5 separate regions of the Homo sapiens genome follow, and all the other regions are linked to region 1. A link is a contact called in ENCODE Hi-C or POLR2A ChIA-PET data. All regions are on one chromosome and are shown on one strand. The core of a region is the stretch at or near the end of the contact, and the rest is flanking DNA. Distances in the headings are between cores, read along the strand shown. Region 1 holds the start of COMMD10 (COMM domain containing 10). Region 2 holds the start of HSD17B4 (hydroxysteroid 17-beta dehydrogenase 4). Region 3 holds the start of SRP19 (signal recognition particle 19). Region 4 has its middle 81 kb from the start of TNFAIP8. Region 5 holds the start of DCP2 (decapping mRNA 2).

What was found. A loop is a pair of places that touch in the nucleus more often than their neighbours do. ChIA-PET counts read pairs that join two places held with the same protein, here RNA polymerase II (POLR2A). Pooled maps may share reads with other maps.
Region 2: a map of heart right ventricle shows a loop between it and region 1 (16-fold over the local background). The contact joins the promoter of HSD17B4 here to the promoter of COMMD10 in region 1. A Hi-C loop is called at or near these places in 3 of 168 maps with a recorded cell type or tissue (CD4-positive, alpha-beta T cell, CD8-positive, alpha-beta T cell and heart right ventricle) and 6 of 50 pooled maps.
Region 3: a pooled map shows a loop between it and region 1 (10-fold over the local background). The contact joins the promoter of SRP19 here to the promoter of COMMD10 in region 1. A Hi-C loop is called at or near these places in 6 of 50 pooled maps.
Region 4: a loop to region 1 is called in a pooled map, with 2.7 times the contacts of the local background. The contact joins the enhancer-like site here to the promoter of COMMD10 in region 1. A Hi-C loop is called at or near these places in 1 of 168 maps with a recorded cell type or tissue (A673) and 5 of 50 pooled maps. POLR2A ChIA-PET finds 5 or more read pairs at or near these places in 1 of 52 experiments (activated CD4-positive, alpha-beta T cell).
Region 5: a loop to region 1 is called in a map of naive thymus-derived CD4-positive, alpha-beta T cell, with 7 times the contacts of the local background. The contact joins the promoter of DCP2 here to the promoter of COMMD10 in region 1. A Hi-C loop is called at or near these places in 2 of 168 maps with a recorded cell type or tissue (CD4-positive, alpha-beta T cell and naive thymus-derived CD4-positive, alpha-beta T cell) and 9 of 50 pooled maps.

What each region holds. Positions count from the first base shown.
Region 1 is chr5:116,083,569-116,086,487 of GRCh38, forward strand. COMMD10 (COMM domain containing 10) reads left to right here and starts at 1,457. Exons shown (of 7, transcript NM_016144.4): 1 at 1,457-1,525. The coding sequence starts at 1,485. RefSeq lists enhancers at 1,251-1,410, 1,704-1,998.
Region 2 is chr5:119,450,935-119,453,853 of GRCh38, forward strand. It overlaps HSD17B4 (hydroxysteroid 17-beta dehydrogenase 4), which reads left to right and starts at 1,563. Exons shown (of 24, transcript NM_000414.4): 1 at 1,563-1,699. The coding sequence starts at 1,642. RefSeq lists an enhancer at 1,664-1,713.
Region 3 is chr5:112,859,894-112,862,812 of GRCh38, forward strand. It overlaps SRP19 (signal recognition particle 19), which reads left to right and starts at 1,394. Exons shown (of 5, transcript NM_003135.3): 1 at 1,394-1,524; 2 at 2,615-2,690. The coding sequence starts at 1,484. RefSeq lists enhancers at 1,159-1,453, 1,212-1,291, 1,392-1,691.
Region 4 is chr5:119,273,246-119,276,164 of GRCh38, forward strand. It overlaps a transcript of TNFAIP8 not described here. Among named protein-coding and RNA genes, the nearest start is that of TNFAIP8, 81 kb to the right of the region's middle. RefSeq lists enhancers at 281-370, 491-540, 615-1,114, 1,537-1,586. Within about 2 kb of position 1,251, at least 22 of the 41 ENCODE cell types and tissues checked have a DNase peak (open chromatin) inside an H3K27ac peak, as active enhancers do.
Region 5 is chr5:112,975,372-112,978,290 of GRCh38, forward strand. DCP2 (decapping mRNA 2) reads left to right here and starts at 1,427. Exons shown (of 11, transcript NM_152624.6): 1 at 1,427-1,615. The coding sequence starts at 1,563. RefSeq lists enhancers at 918-967, 998-1,077, 1,093-1,852, 1,388-1,437, 1,508-1,597 and 2 more.

The DNA.
Region 1 (2,919 bases), core at 207-2,706:
TAATTAGGAAGGAAAATTAAATTCAATTTTTTGGCAGCTCTTGAATATTCTACTGCTGAAACGTAACTAATCCATCCACTATCTTTTAATTCACCAATGCCTTTTTAGTACCACAGGATTTTACTGCTTTCTATAGATTATTGCAGTAGTTTCCAGGTAGCTCTCCTGCTTACCTCTTTCCATTTCAATCATCATTCTGCTGACAGCAACCTTCAAAAATCCAACTCCCACTGCAAAATTTCTTTGGTTCAAAACATTTAATGGATAGAAAAAACATTTAATGCTTACCCATTTCTCACCAGATTAAGTGCACATGCCACAACCAGTCATTAAAGGCTTTTTCTAGTCTAAATTCCTGTTCTTCAAACGTCAAACCGCCCTTCTACTCTACTGACCTGAAACACACAGCCTCACCCTCCACATCTCTGCAGACCCACCGCATTTGCCACCTGCCCTAGGGAGCTTTTCCTGATCTTACCTCGGATGCCTTTCACTGCTCCCACATCTGAATTCCTTTAACTCACTCCATGTTTTTCTCAAAGGCAGACCAAGGTATTTATGCAAACATGGTGTCTCCCTAGTCTTGGGTGAGGTCTTTGACATCACTCACTGCAGCGATTCATCTCCCCTACTCTGCACTGTCAGACTCTAAAGAAGGGTGCAACAAATACTTGTCCATTTAGACTGCCGGCAAACCCTGAGGGCAGGAATTTTGGCCTTTTGTATCTCCAGTGCCTAGAACAGTGCTTGGTACACAGTAGGCACTCATTCATTGAACGTTGCTGAAGGAATTGAACGTACATACTACAAGCCCTGCAGATGCAGATACAGGAGGGGTTGACGGCACAGTGCTTAGGGTGGAACTGGAGGCACCACCTCTCCTGAGGGGTGATGCGCCGCTTCCTGGGCAGGCTCGGGGGAGCTCGCTCAAATGCCTGCCTCTCTGTAGCCCAAACGCTGGAAAAAAAAATACTCACAAATCACCTATCCAAGTATGTACACACAGGCTCACTTAAACCCGCCCTATTAAAAAAATATACACACGCACACACCATTTATCCAAGTATGTATACACGGGCTTGCTTAAACCTGCCCTATTAAAAATAATAATGTATATATTTATGCACGAACATACACACATATATCTATACAGGTCTGTACATAGACTTGCTTAAACCTGCCCTATTAAATACAGACACACACCCCTATCCAGGTATGTACATACATATATAATATATAAATATAAAGACATATATATGCACAGACTTAACTCCAACACGATTGGAGTGTCGGGAGGGCAACTGGGCTGCCCTCTCCGCCCTCCAGGACTGCGGGACAAGTCTCCCGGCGCCCGGGTCGCAGGAGACCCGGAGCCCTAAAACGGCCCCTGCGCGGCTTGGGCCTTCCGGCTTTCCGTCCGCCGCGGCCGCCATTGGCTGGGTTCGGCGCAGCTAACAGACGGCGGCAGTGCGAGAAAGCCGAAGATGGCGGTCCCCGCGGCGCTGATCCTACGGGAGAGCCCCAGGTAGCTGATCCGTTAAGCTCTTGCGGTAGCCGCGCCCAGGAAGGCCCAGATCGGGCTCGCACAAGGCTGTCCTTGCTGCCTGCCGCCTGGGCGCCGCGGCGGGCCCGGTTGAGTGGGGTGGGGTGGGGTGGGCTGCCGAGGTTGCGACGCTGCGTCTGCGGAGTGCGTGGGGCCGTGTAGCGCCTCTACAGTCACGGTGGTCCACCTGTGGGGCTCACAGTGCGCCTGGCAGCTGAGGTCTGTACGGAAGCGTGTGGTCTGCAAGCGTGGGGTCTGCGTCACTGTTCGCGGAGTTTGGTATCAGAAGTTCCCGGGTGCTGCCTTCAGTGCTGCCGAATCACGTGGAACGGTATTCCGTTTCCGATTTCAGTTCCGGTTCAGACACTCTGGTGGGAAAGGCTCACGCTGCTGCTGGAGGGTCTTTAATAGCCAACATGTGTTAATACCCCTTTTAAATCAGTATCGAATAGGGGACCGAATTTTTGGTTGGTAGAAGAATCTAGCCTGGCTTTGGTAGCATTTGCTTTTATTTGCATTTTAAACAGATTTTTAGTTAATTTCTACTTATGGTAGATAAAGTTGGTTGTCCATGGTAGTGATATAAAGCTCCCCTTTAACATTATTTAAGTAAAAAAAGACTCAATTTGTGAAAAAATAAGCAATAGTGCAGGTAGCGTGTGGATACAGAAAAAGTACTGAAGTATATAGGCAAAATAGTGTTCGGAAGTAATTTCTTTGTGCTTGGATTGGGTAGAAATCTTTCAGAAGAAAAGAGTTATTTTAAAGTTTTTCCTTCTTTCTGGATTCCTTTTGTTACCAGTGGAGGGTGTCCAGGTTCTTGGCGTCTTGAACAAAGAACTGGAGAAGACGCACAAAGAAAGCGAGGAAAGAATGAAGAAGACATTTATTGAAAATGAAACTACCCTCCACAGTGTGGGAGCTGCTTGAGCATAGGGGCTGAAGGGCCCCTACAGAATTTTTGGGAATTTAAATACCCTCTAGAGGATTCCATTGGTTACTTGGTGTACTCCCTATGTAAATGAAGAGGATGAAGTAAAGTTACAAAGTCATTTTCTCCGCCTATGCCATATGGAGAGGACATTTCTTGTCATAGCTGAAGTGGGAATCAGCTTTATGTTCCCAGCCTCCTGACCCTATTTTCCTGCCTCACTTTGGTTCTGATCGCCAGTTTCTTTCCTCATACCAGTGTCTTGGGGAACACCGCTACATCAGTAAACTGTATCCAATATGGTGCAGTATAGAATTGTTCTCATCACATCATTTAAAGTTGATTATTACAGGAAAGGTGCTGTGGCTCATGCCTGTAATTCCAGCACTTTGGGAGGCTGAGGCGGGCTAATCTCTCTCTCTTTTTTTTCCCTGAGAGGGCGTTT
Region 2 (2,919 bases), core at 313-2,812, 3.4 Mb after region 1:
TGGTCTGACCACAAATTTACCAGGGCCGGGTTTTTCCCCACCGTAGTAAGCCTGAGGGTACTGCAGGAGACCAGGGCATATCTCAGTCCTTATCTCAACCACATAAGACAGAGCAGCCGTTTATAGACCTCCCCCCAGGAATGCATTCCTTTACCAGGGTATTAATATTAATATTCCTTGCTAGGAAAAGAATTTAGTGATATCTTCCCTACTTGCACGTCCGTTTATAGGCTCTCTGCAAGAAGAAAAATATGGCTGTTTTTGCCCAACCCCGCAGGCAGTCAGCCCATATGGTTGACTTCCCTTGTTCCCTAAAAATTGCTGTTATTCTGTTCTTTTTCAAGGTGCACTGATTTCATATTGTTCAAACACACATGTTTTACAATCAATTTGTACAGTTAACACAATTATCACAGTGGTCCTGAGGTGACGTACACCTTCAGCTTACGAAGATAACAGGATTAAGAGATTAAAGTAAAGACAGGCATAAGAAATTATAAAAGTATTATTTGGGAACTGATAAATGTCCGTGAAATCTTCACAATTTATGTTCCTCTGCTGCGGCTCTAGCAGGTCCCTCTGTTTGGGGTCCATGACTTCCCGCAACATCCAATCAATCCTCCATAATGGGCAAAGTGATCTTTCCATAGTGTAAATGTGTTCCCACCACTCTCTGGAGTAATCCTACTTAAAACCGTTTTCAGCACAAAATTCAAACATCTAAACATGATCTTGCTGGCTTTGCTTTTGTGGCTTTACCCTCTTTCTCCCCAAACCTAGCTAGTGTTTGTGCTGCCTGTAATGCCCTTCTTTCTTTGCAGGGGTCGCCACTTTAGGTCCTGGTCCTCCTTCAGAAAGTTTTTCCTCTTTCTCCCCAGCGGGGATAGGGTCTGTTTATTTTGACACCATTAGCTCACTTACACACATTGGTCACAAGTCTAGGCTGCACCGTTATTGAAAGTTTACCATCTGACTCTGAGTAGCTTGAGGATCCTATCAAAACTCAGGAGATGCTCAGTAAATGTTGATTGAACTATGACTGTTCTCAACATACAAACGCAAGATCATTTAGGAACACTTGTCAAAATGTTTTTGCCCCTTGAGATTCTATTTTGGGAGGTAAGCAGTGGGGGTCCAGGACTCTGCATTTTGACAGTCCCCTGATGTTTGCATGTAGAAGTGCAGGGATTATTACACTGACAAATCTTTACCATCCCTAAGGGGGACTTTCCTTCCCAGGGGCTATCTCTGGAAGCCCCTCAAGGATAGGGGCCGCATGCTGTTTCTCTAGGTCAGCAACTAAACCCAGAAAACGTTTATTGAGTGAATGATGAAACGACAGGTGAATAGATGAACGCAAGGTGTCGAGTTAACTATTCTTCTACACAAGTCCTAGCAGCTCCCATTGCTTCCAGCCGCAGAAATGGCCCCTGGAAGGCAAGTCTTCCAGCGAGTGGAGTCACTCTTAACTACATTTCCCAGGATTCCAAGGGAGCCGCGCGCTCTGCGCTCATCTTCCTACCAGAAATCGGCAAGTCACTGACCCTCGTCCCGCCCCCGCCATTCCCCGCCTCCTCCTGTCCCGCAGTCGGCGTCCAGCGGCTCTGCTTGTTCGTGTGTGTGTCGTTGCAGGCCTTATTCATGGGCTCACCGCTGAGGTTCGACGGGCGGGTGGTACTGGTCACCGGCGCGGGGGCAGGTGAGCATGCGAAGGTTGGAGGCCGCGCCCCTTGCTGAGGCGCAGCTGGCTGCTCTTTTCGGGCCGGCATACGCGCGCAGCCGCAGCTGAGGTCACCCCGCTGAGGTGGTGGGGAGGGGAATGGTTATTCTTGAGGCACCGCATCTCTTGAGGAGGAAAGAGCCGGAAACACCTGGTCTCTCAAGCAGGTACAGCCCGCTTCTCCCCAGCACCCCGGTGTGGGCTTCCCAAGGTCCTGCCTGAGAGGAGAGGCCAGGCTGGGCTGCTGATTGCAAAACTGGGTGAAAGTTCTCCCTGACCCTTATCTGTGGGCATCGATTGTTACTCTTCCTGCAATTAACTCTCTTAGATCTTTGCCTAGTCTTTTAAAGGACTGAAAAGCCGCGAGGGGCGGGGGCTGGAATTCGCCCCCTGAAGCGCAGAGATGTCAGCTCCTGAAAAGTCATTCGGTCGTTCAGTGTTTGTTTCCCTCTGTCGTAAGATTTTAAGTTCGTGAGAGGACCTTCTTTAAAGAGGGCGTCTGATAAGAGCCCTTCCCCGTTGGAGTTTGTATGCTTAGCAAGTCACAATCTGTTCTCGAAATCCACTGGAGTCTTGGCAGAGGTTGTAAGCTCAAATGCGCACAGGGGTCAGGCGTATGATGGAGAAAGAAAATGGGAGTAGGATGGGCACATCTGAGGAACTGGAGAGCAGAGAATTCCGAAGTGGACCGGCCAGTGGGAAAGTTGCCTGTATTTCAGGAGCGGCAAAATGGAAAATTGTTATGTGAAATAGCCCCATTTTTTAAAGTACAAAAAATTAAAACAAACCATTCATACCAACATAGATGCTGTGCAGTGAGATTTTACATTAGTTTCTCACCAGTGGGTGACCTCTGTAACCTCCAAGTGCAGGGATCTTGACATTATGCACCTTTGATTCTCCACTGGTAGTACCTTATACCTGGAAAGGCCCTAATGCATGAATTATTTGAGTTATATATTAAACGTTACAAACTGGAATTCTGTCAATTAATTCCTATGTACTTTCATATCTGTATTGATAAAGTGGCTTCTTATGCTGCCTTTCAGAAAATGCTTTCAGTGTTGATGAATAGCCAAGTATTTTATACCCATAGCTGTCTGGTTATCTCTGCATGGGCATGTATTTGGGTGTAGTCATACCTTCTAAATGTTTTTAGGAAAACATTTTGTTTACACTTTGCTTTTATTGTAAATAAT
Region 3 (2,919 bases), core at 144-2,643, 3.2 Mb before region 1:
ATCTGGGCATGGTTCATGGTGCCCCAAAACATTATTATTATTTGAGACGGAGTCTTGCACTGTCGCCAGGCTGGAGTGCAGTGGTGTGATCTTGGCTCACTGCAACCTCCACCTCCTGGGTTCAAGAGATTCCCCTGCCTCCCGAGTAGCTGGGACTAAAGGCCTGTGCCACCATGCCTGGCTTATTTTTTATATTTTAGTAGAGATGGGGTTTCACCATGTTGGCCAAGATGGTGTCTATCTCCTGACCTCGTGATCCACCTGCCTCGGCCTCCCAAAGTGCTGGGATTACAGGCGTGAGCCACCGCACCCGGCCTTAAAACTATTACAATAGTAACAGCAAACATCACTGATCACCGATCACCATAACAGAAATAATGAAAAGGTTTGAAATATTGCAAAAATTACCAAATGTGACACAAAGTATACGCTGCTGGAAAAATGGCACCAAGCAACTTCTTTCAGGCGGATTTGCCAAAAACCTTCCATTTGTAAAAAGGCAGTATCTACTCGCAGCAGCAAGTGAAGTGCAATAATGAAGTATGCCTGTAGTGATGGCACATGGTATCCTTCAGAAGTTTTAAAAGGTGAATAGTTTTGTTTCGTTTTTCCTAGACGGAGTCTTGCTCTGTTACGCAGGCTGGAGTGCAGTGGTGTGATCTCAGCTCACTGCAACCTCCACCTCCTGGGTTCAAGTGATTCTCCTGTCTCAGCCTCCGAGTAGCTGGGATTACAGGCGTGTGCCACCACACTCGGCTAATTTTTGTATTTTTAGTACAGACGGGGTTTCAGCATGTTGGCCAGGCTGCTCTCCAACTCCTGACCTCATGATCCACCTGCCTCAGTCTCCCAAAGTGCTGGGATACAGGCGTGAGCCACCGCACCCGGCCTAAAAGGTGAATAGCTAAGTTTCTAACGCAGAGCACACTGAAACACAACGTCTATAACTTTGCTAGTTCTACCACTACAAAAATCCATTTTGCCAAACTGAAAGCAAGCTCTAGAGCCCAGGAACGGAGAAAAATTAAACGTAAGGAGTATTTCCTTCCCTGTCTAACATATATTTGCATCCTGAACCACACAGATTCCCCTCGTGGCACAGTCTTCGCCCCTTAACAGAGAGTAGCTAGTACCACCCATACTCGCTGAGAAACTGGAAACGAGGGAGGGTCGAAGTTAAACCCTTTTTAGTGGCGGTGCATGCGCCCCACATGGTCTTCCCGGCTTGGGAAAGGAATGAGAAGCTTTCATGATTCTCTCGCGAGAAGGGAAGTCTTCATGCCACGTCAGAGACTAGAGATCCTGGCGCCGAGCGACAGGTGCCGGAACAAACAGGCGATGAGAAATCGCGGACGCGGAACCATTTCTTGGGCAGGACTTCCGGCGGAAAAGCGGGCTGTCTCGGAAACTCAGAGCCGGGTTCCTCCCGGGTTTCTGCCGGGTTTCTCCCTGCGGCTCCTGGGTTGTTGAGACTCTTGTGAAGATGGCTTGCGCTGCCGCGCGGTCCCCGGCCGACCAGGACAGGTGGGTTCTGAGGCGGTGGGTCCTCCGAAAGGAAGGGGCTTGCTGTGGTGCTGCAGGTGCTACACCGCGCTTCTCCGCTCCGCGGCCTCCAGAATGGCCTAGCTGATCCAACTCGCTCTGTACGGGCCCCGCGCCTCTCCCTGGCAGCTCGTTTTTCTGAATCCTGCAGCAGCCACCAGGCTCTTCTCAGGGCTCCTGAAATTCCGACCATAGGTAGCCTAGTGTTTATCTGTACGCGAGACAAGGATTTTGGGTGCTACGTGGACATGATATCAAGTAATATAATCACAGTGTGAGAAATGTGTTCTTTTTAAGTATTGTTGCGTTCAGAAAGGCTCATTTGTGAAATTTTAAGGTTTTTAATACCTCGGACACTTTATATAAGAGGGCGGGCCCATTCTCAGGAACTTTTGACGGGCTGCTCTGTCTAATGTAACAGTTACCCAAGTCGTTTTGTTTCTATTCCTGTGGTTTTTTTCCATCCAAGGTAGTGGATAAAGTTTATTTTTAAATAAGTTAAAGTGAGGTAATTTAAAGAAATAACATTAAGCAAATAATAGCATAGGTGTACCAGCAATGATGACGACTACCACGGACCGAAAGAATGTATTTTTGAAAATACTTGTTATCTGTTGAGTGTAGTTGTCCAGGTTCTTGGCGTTTTGAATAAGGAATTGAACAAAACACACAAAGCAAGGCAGCGAAAGCAGATTTATTTTAAACAAAAGTACACTCCACAGGGTGGGAGCCGGCTCCAGCAAGCTACCCAAGAGCTGTTGGTTACAGAATTTTCTAGGGTTTAAATACCCTCTAGACGTTTCCCATTGACCTGTGCCAGTCTGATTGGTTGAGGGAGGGGGATCAATCAGAAAGAGGAGTAGGCCCGCGGCCAGTCTGATTAGTTGCTCGAGGGGACCACTCCGAGGTACTTTGATTTTTCAACTGCCACGCAGAAAAAGGAGGGGTTGAAAAGGGAGTACCCATCTGATATCTAGGCAGCATGAATTGGCCTTTGGTTCCCTGCCACCCGACCCTTTTCTCCTGCCTCTTACTGCTCTAGTGATACCACTTATGCTATTGTCTATGGCAGGTTTATTTGTATCTATCCTGCTTATTTAAATAATAAGAAGACCATCGCAGAGGGAAGGCGAATCCCCATAAGTAAGGTAAGCAAGATGGCTGGCACCTTGATCCTCGAGGGAATGGGGGGTGTCATCCTGGTCGGGCCACGTAATCTTGTTAGAGCCGCAGGGGGTTCTCTTCACTGCATTTATTTAGGGCTTGAGAACACAGCCAAGAATTGGGGTGCGTTCCTCAGTGTTGGTGAAACCAGAAAGGCATTAATTCATAGCTGAAGGGATATTTTTTTAACGTCTCTTAATGAGCCTTTGTTTG
Region 4 (2,919 bases), core at 1-2,500, 3.2 Mb after region 1:
TCAGTGTGCAGAAGGCACCCATTAAGTGGAGGACTTAGTTAGATTGGCCAAATAGGTCTCATTCCAGTAAGTGTTAGTACTGAGCCACAGTGGAGTAGAGAGGGAAAGTAGTAACTTGTGTCATATGTGATTTTAGCATGAATTCTTTTTTCCTTTAACAATGCCAGAGGAGCCCAGAGAATGGGGTGAATGTAGCACAACTTCAGTGATTGCTAGCTGCAGGGTCACATGATTATATAAGGGAAATGTCACCGCTGCTGCCAAAGATAAGTGAGCCAGAGCAGGGCATTCGAGTTTTATGTGCCTGAGAACGAAGACGAGCCATAGTACCCATTAAGCTTCTCTGCATGAGGGAAGCTTTCAAAAGACCTATTACAGTTAAATTGTGAGCAGTGGGTTGGCCTTTCACAACTCCCATGTTTAAAACAGGTAGTGAATGAAACCAGATTATTTAAGACAGACAGCTGCCCTTGGTGTTGCAAAGGGAATCGGGCTGGCATGTCTTCAGGGGAAGTTGCGTGAGGTCCGGGAGGCCCAGGGCAGGGACCGCATCTGCAGGATTAGGCACCGGGGCAAGGTCTTTTGGGAACACAGTACTCAGCAAGGCACACAGTAGACTCTTGGATATTTTAAAGGAGCCAAAAAGTAAGCAACAGCTCACTCTGTCAATACCCTCTCTAAGCCTGGCTCTTACTCCTTCAACCCAAATTCATTTAGCTCAAGCCTTCCTCATTCCTAACTCTTATTTATTACTCTTATTTATCATTTGTTTAACAAAATGAGGTTTTTTGTTTGTTTGTTTGTTTGGTTTTACAACATGGCTGTCAACAAAAATAGGGGAGACAGAGATTGTGGTGTGTGCTATGTAGACCTAACTACACTCGTCTTTCCTGTCCTGAGCTCTCTTCTGACTGTGTTCAGACCCTCACACACATGCAGACACGAAAAAAAATGCCAGTCTTCTGAGAAAAAAATGCATGGACAGTGTTGGCAACAGTGCAAGTTTCAGAACAAACTTTGGTCACGTAAATCTTTGGGAAGTAAGTCCAGTACCTCATTCCATCATTCTGTGGTCAGGAAACTACTCTTTTATTTTTCCTTCTTCACTCTTTAAAGGGTTGAGATTGTTTTCTGGAAAATGGCAGGTGTTTGGTTAAATACTGTTTTGCTACACTTGAAGGGCAGAGCAGTCCTCACTTAGTGATGGAATTCCTTTTGCCTTGAGGCAGAATTAGGCTGCTAGTGACTCATGAGGTATACCTGGAAGAGGTGAGTGAACTCAGGCCTTCCCAACATCCGGTGATGACCTCTGTTTGCACACACGTAGCCACTTTGCTCCTTTGCTTTTATGACCTGGAATGACTGATAGTGCCTGAAGGAACAGGCTGCTATTACTTTTCAAGGTAAGAGACCCTGTGTAAATAGGGAGCCTCCTGAGGAAGCAAGGATTCCCTGCCCTGTGTACCTGTGGTGCTTATCACCTCCCTGGCAGGGAAGCTCTGCCCAGGTAGGGTAGTTTGAGAACATCATTATCTGGGCAGCTACAAAAGTGATACACCAAATGAAACTTTGAACTTATCCAATGTGCTGTATTTTAGGGCTCATCTGGGACTATTCCTGTGAACCTGACTGTTAAGTCAGAATCACCAGTGAAGCTTGATGCAAATTGAGAACCCCTAGCCTGGGAGACTTATGTGACTCATTTTCCTGTCTTGTTCTAGAAAGAAGCTTATTCAGGCAGCAGCTAGCTGTAGGGATTTTTTTTTAATTTTTTTTTTTTTTTTGGCAGTGGAAAGAGCTCTTGAAAGTACAGAGTGGCTTTAAAGTTTAAAGAAGATTAAAATGAACACAACATATAAAATAAACACAACATATAAAATGAACACCTATGTACCCATCTTAAGAAATAACAAAGTTGTTTTTATAGGTCTTCACTGGGTGGAAAAATATTAACAAGCAACCAGGTCAAGAACAAAAAATAACAACCAAAACAATTAGTGGTGTCCCACAAATAGATCCAGAAATTGAAGGCCATGAAACAGAGACATTGGAGAGTCTGCCCAGTGTTCATTAGTTGAAAATCTAGACTTGAGTCACCAACAATGCTGACATCATAAATCCAGTATGCCAGCTGACTTAAGGATAACTCAGGTGGTTTGTAGATACTGAACTGGGATGGGCATCCTTATTTCAACAGCGGCGCATGTTTGGAAGAGCACGGGCCCAACTCAGGACTCGGAGTTGCCAAGCGGACCGTTTCCCCTAACCCAGGCCTGTTTCCTGTCCTGAGGTCCTGGTACCTCCAGGAATCTATTCTGTTCTCAGAGTGTCCCTCTCATTTTGTAATGGTAGAAAATGAGAAAATGAAAAACAGACCATTTTTTTCTTTGAAGCCATGTTCTGTAACTTCCTCCTGCTTCTTTTGCATTTTGGGTTTTGCCAGTACTTGAGACTTCCCTTTTTCTGAATTTTAGTCAGTTTTTAATTTATCATTCTAATAGGGGCCATGGAAATTAGAATAATAAAGGTTTGCTACTGATCATAACATAGTATTAATTTTAGTAGATTGACAGCTTTTTTTTTCCCCTCTAGATTTAAATATTTGAACAGAGAATAACAGGTTATGAAACTGACTAATTCAGGTCTGGCCTCTGCCTTCCTCTGTAGTCAGCCATCCCCCAGGTTTGCTGCCCTGGAGTTGAGCACACCAGGGCCTTTCAGCCTTACCATTAGGGAAATGAGGCAGATAGAGGAGGTTGGGCAGTGACTTGCGGAGACAGGTGGCAGGGGCAGAGGATTAACCACCCAAGCCCAACAAGCATATCCACACTGAATTTTACGCTTTAATCAGTCTTTCGTTAAGTTCTGTTTTTTTTTTTTTCTTTTTTTTGAGTTGGAGTCTTGCTCTGTCTCCCAGGC
Region 5 (2,919 bases), core at 177-2,676, 3.1 Mb before region 1:
TCAAGGCACTTGACTCCAGGTTAAGGCCTTACTCTTAAGTGTGAGTGAATAGTCAAGGACTACAGAGGCTTCTAATAGGATAGATGAGATCAAGATAATAGCAAAAAGCAGCTGAGAGGAATAAGACTACTCAGGGAGAAGAAAACGTCAAAATCTATTATTAATATCCTCAGAAGGATAAAATAAAATATACAAAGCAAGAATGTGACACCACAAGAAAGGGGCATTTGAAGAACAAAACAGAACTCTAAATAAGTAAAAACTCTGTAGTTGTCAGGAAGATAAATTTGAGGAATTCTCCAAGAAAGAGGGGAAAAAAAAGATGGAAAACGGGAGCAAAATAGATGGTGACGGGCCTCTTATGCCAAAGGAACTTGGGCTTGATCATACAGCAGAAACTGAAAAGATAACTTGTTCCTATCTGAGTAAAACAAAACAAAATGTAGGCAGTTGCACAGGCCAAGAATGGAGGCAGAGTCAGTGGTTAGGCAGCTCTCACTGTAGTATGGAGAAATGATGCAAAACTGAAGTACACAGTGGCATGTGACAAATTTAGACAAAAGATGGGAGATTAAATGGTAGAACAGACTAAACTTGTGACGGAGCAGGTGTGTGTGGGCCTGTGGGTCTGATGTAAGAGGAAAAAGAACAGATGGATCTAGTTTCTCCAAAGATCCCAAATGGATTGGTCTCCATTAAGCAAGACGAGGAATGAATAAGGACGAGCAGGTGGGGATTGCTTTGTGCAGAGGGTGGAATACAGATCAGAGTTCAGCTTAAATCAGTATTTTCTAAGATTTTGCTAGGTGCCAGATACTGAGATAAAGTCCTTGTCTTCATGTTTGGAACCAGGTGCCTAAGGAAGCACAGAGGAGAGCCACCTCCAAAATGGATACCCTCTCCAAGGGTTTGTAGTGAAAGAGGCACAGCTCTTGGCCTGGAGTTGGTGGGGGCTGCGATAAGTGCAAGATACTTGGTGACAGGAATCGCGAGCATACTCTTGTGTTGTACGGATTCTCAGGGTCGGCCCTGCAGAGGAAAGAGCTCAGTCACCGCGAGGTCCTGCACAACATGCCAAAGTCCCGGATATGTGTCCGGGGTCTACACCTAAGCCCCGACCCCTCTGAACTTCCCAGAAGCGCGCAGGAGGCATGGTGCGCATGCGTGTAGCCACCTCAAAGGCGGCGGGAAGTTGGTTTTCTGAGTAGCAACTGAGCAGCTTGAAGACGGATTGGAAGTAGCAGACCAATAAACAAACGTCTCATTGGCTTAGAGTGCTTAGAGTCCCAATTCTTCAGCTTCCCATTGGGCCTTTCAAGCGAGCAGGGGCGTGACTCCGGGGGCTCCGCCCCGAGCCTTGGCCCAGTCTTGGGGTCCAAGGCTGAGGGAGCGGGACGGAAGTGAGCGGGTCCCGCCCCTTCCCCTTCTCGTCTCCGTTGGAGTCGTCTCTGCCGCGGCTTCCTCGGCTGCCAGCTCTCCGGCGAGCCGGAGTCCTAGTGCCGTACCGTCAGTCCCCGGCCGCGCGGAGCCGGGATGCACTGTTCCTGCTGTGGGTCCTCATCATGGAGACCAAACGGGTGGAGATTCCCGGCAGCGTCCTGGACGATCTCTGCAGGTACCGCGCTACCCGACCCCCTTTCGCCCCCGTCGGGTTTTCTCAGTTTCGCGGACCCCCAGAGGCCTCTGGGTCTTCTTCCCCGCCCACGTCCATGTCCTCGCTTTCCGCTCCCGCCGCTGCTCGCTTTCCATCGTCGACCCTGCTCTCCGACGACACCGCCCCTCTTTCCGCCGCAGCCTCCCTGTTTCTCAAGGCCCTCCGTCCTTCCCCGCAGAACACCCGGAATTTCCTCATTTTTTAAGTTACTCAACTATTTTGCTTTCCCGCAGGCGTAGCCGCTTCGCCGGAGCCTGGGTCTTAGCGTTTTGCCGCCGCCGCCGCCTCCCTCTCCCATTGTTTTTTCTGCCTCTGTGACTTTTCCACGCCGTGCACCCCCTCCTCCCTGTGTCTCATTCCCCGATTCTGAAGGAAGACCCCCAGGGTAGTAATTTAAGGCTTAGGATCCCAGGTACGCGGACCTGCGCAAGGAGCAAATTTTCGGACTTATTCTGACGCCTGCGTGTTATTTGTCCGTGGCGTTCTCTGTAAATTCCTGTAAGGAATTACTTTTTTTTTCTCATCCCTGGACTTGTCTTTGGGGGAGAGAGGGAAAAAGTGTAGCGCTGCTTTTCTTTTTATCCTTAATAATCCTATTTTAAAGGAAATTCTCAACCGCGGGGTTTTAACTCAGGGTGTATACTTCAGATGAGAAATTTTCTGCATTCTTCCCCCTTGTCAACTCTGATTTCAGATAGCCAAACACGTGTAGGATACTTAAAAATGCTTATTTTCCGAAGGTAAAATTTGGAGTGCAGTGATACCCGGAGTTGTCGCCAAGTGTGTGTGGATTGTGATTACAAGTGATAACACCTTTTCGTTCACAGTTACTGTGTTTATGTTTTAAAAGGCAGGCTTTTAGTAGTTGTATCTCCTTCATGCAGTTTTTTTTAATGGAAAGTAAAGAACTGGTGTTTGTGGAGTTTTTTGGGGTTTTTTTTGTTTGTTTGTTTTTTTGTTTTTATTTTTTGAGACGGAGCCTCTTTCTTTTGCCCAGGCTGGTGTGCAGTGGTGCGGTCTTGGCTCACTGCAACCTCTGCCTTCCGGATTCAAACGAGTCTCTGCCTCAGCCTCCCTAGCAGCTGGGATTACAGGCACCCGCCACCACACCCGGCTAATTTTTGTATTTTTAGTAGAGACGGGATTTCACCATCTTGGCCGTGCTGGTCTCGAACTTCTGACCTCGTGATCCACCCGCCTCGGCCTCCCAAAGTGCTGGGATTACAGGCGTGAGCCATCGCGCCCGGCCTGGAGTTTCTACTGTG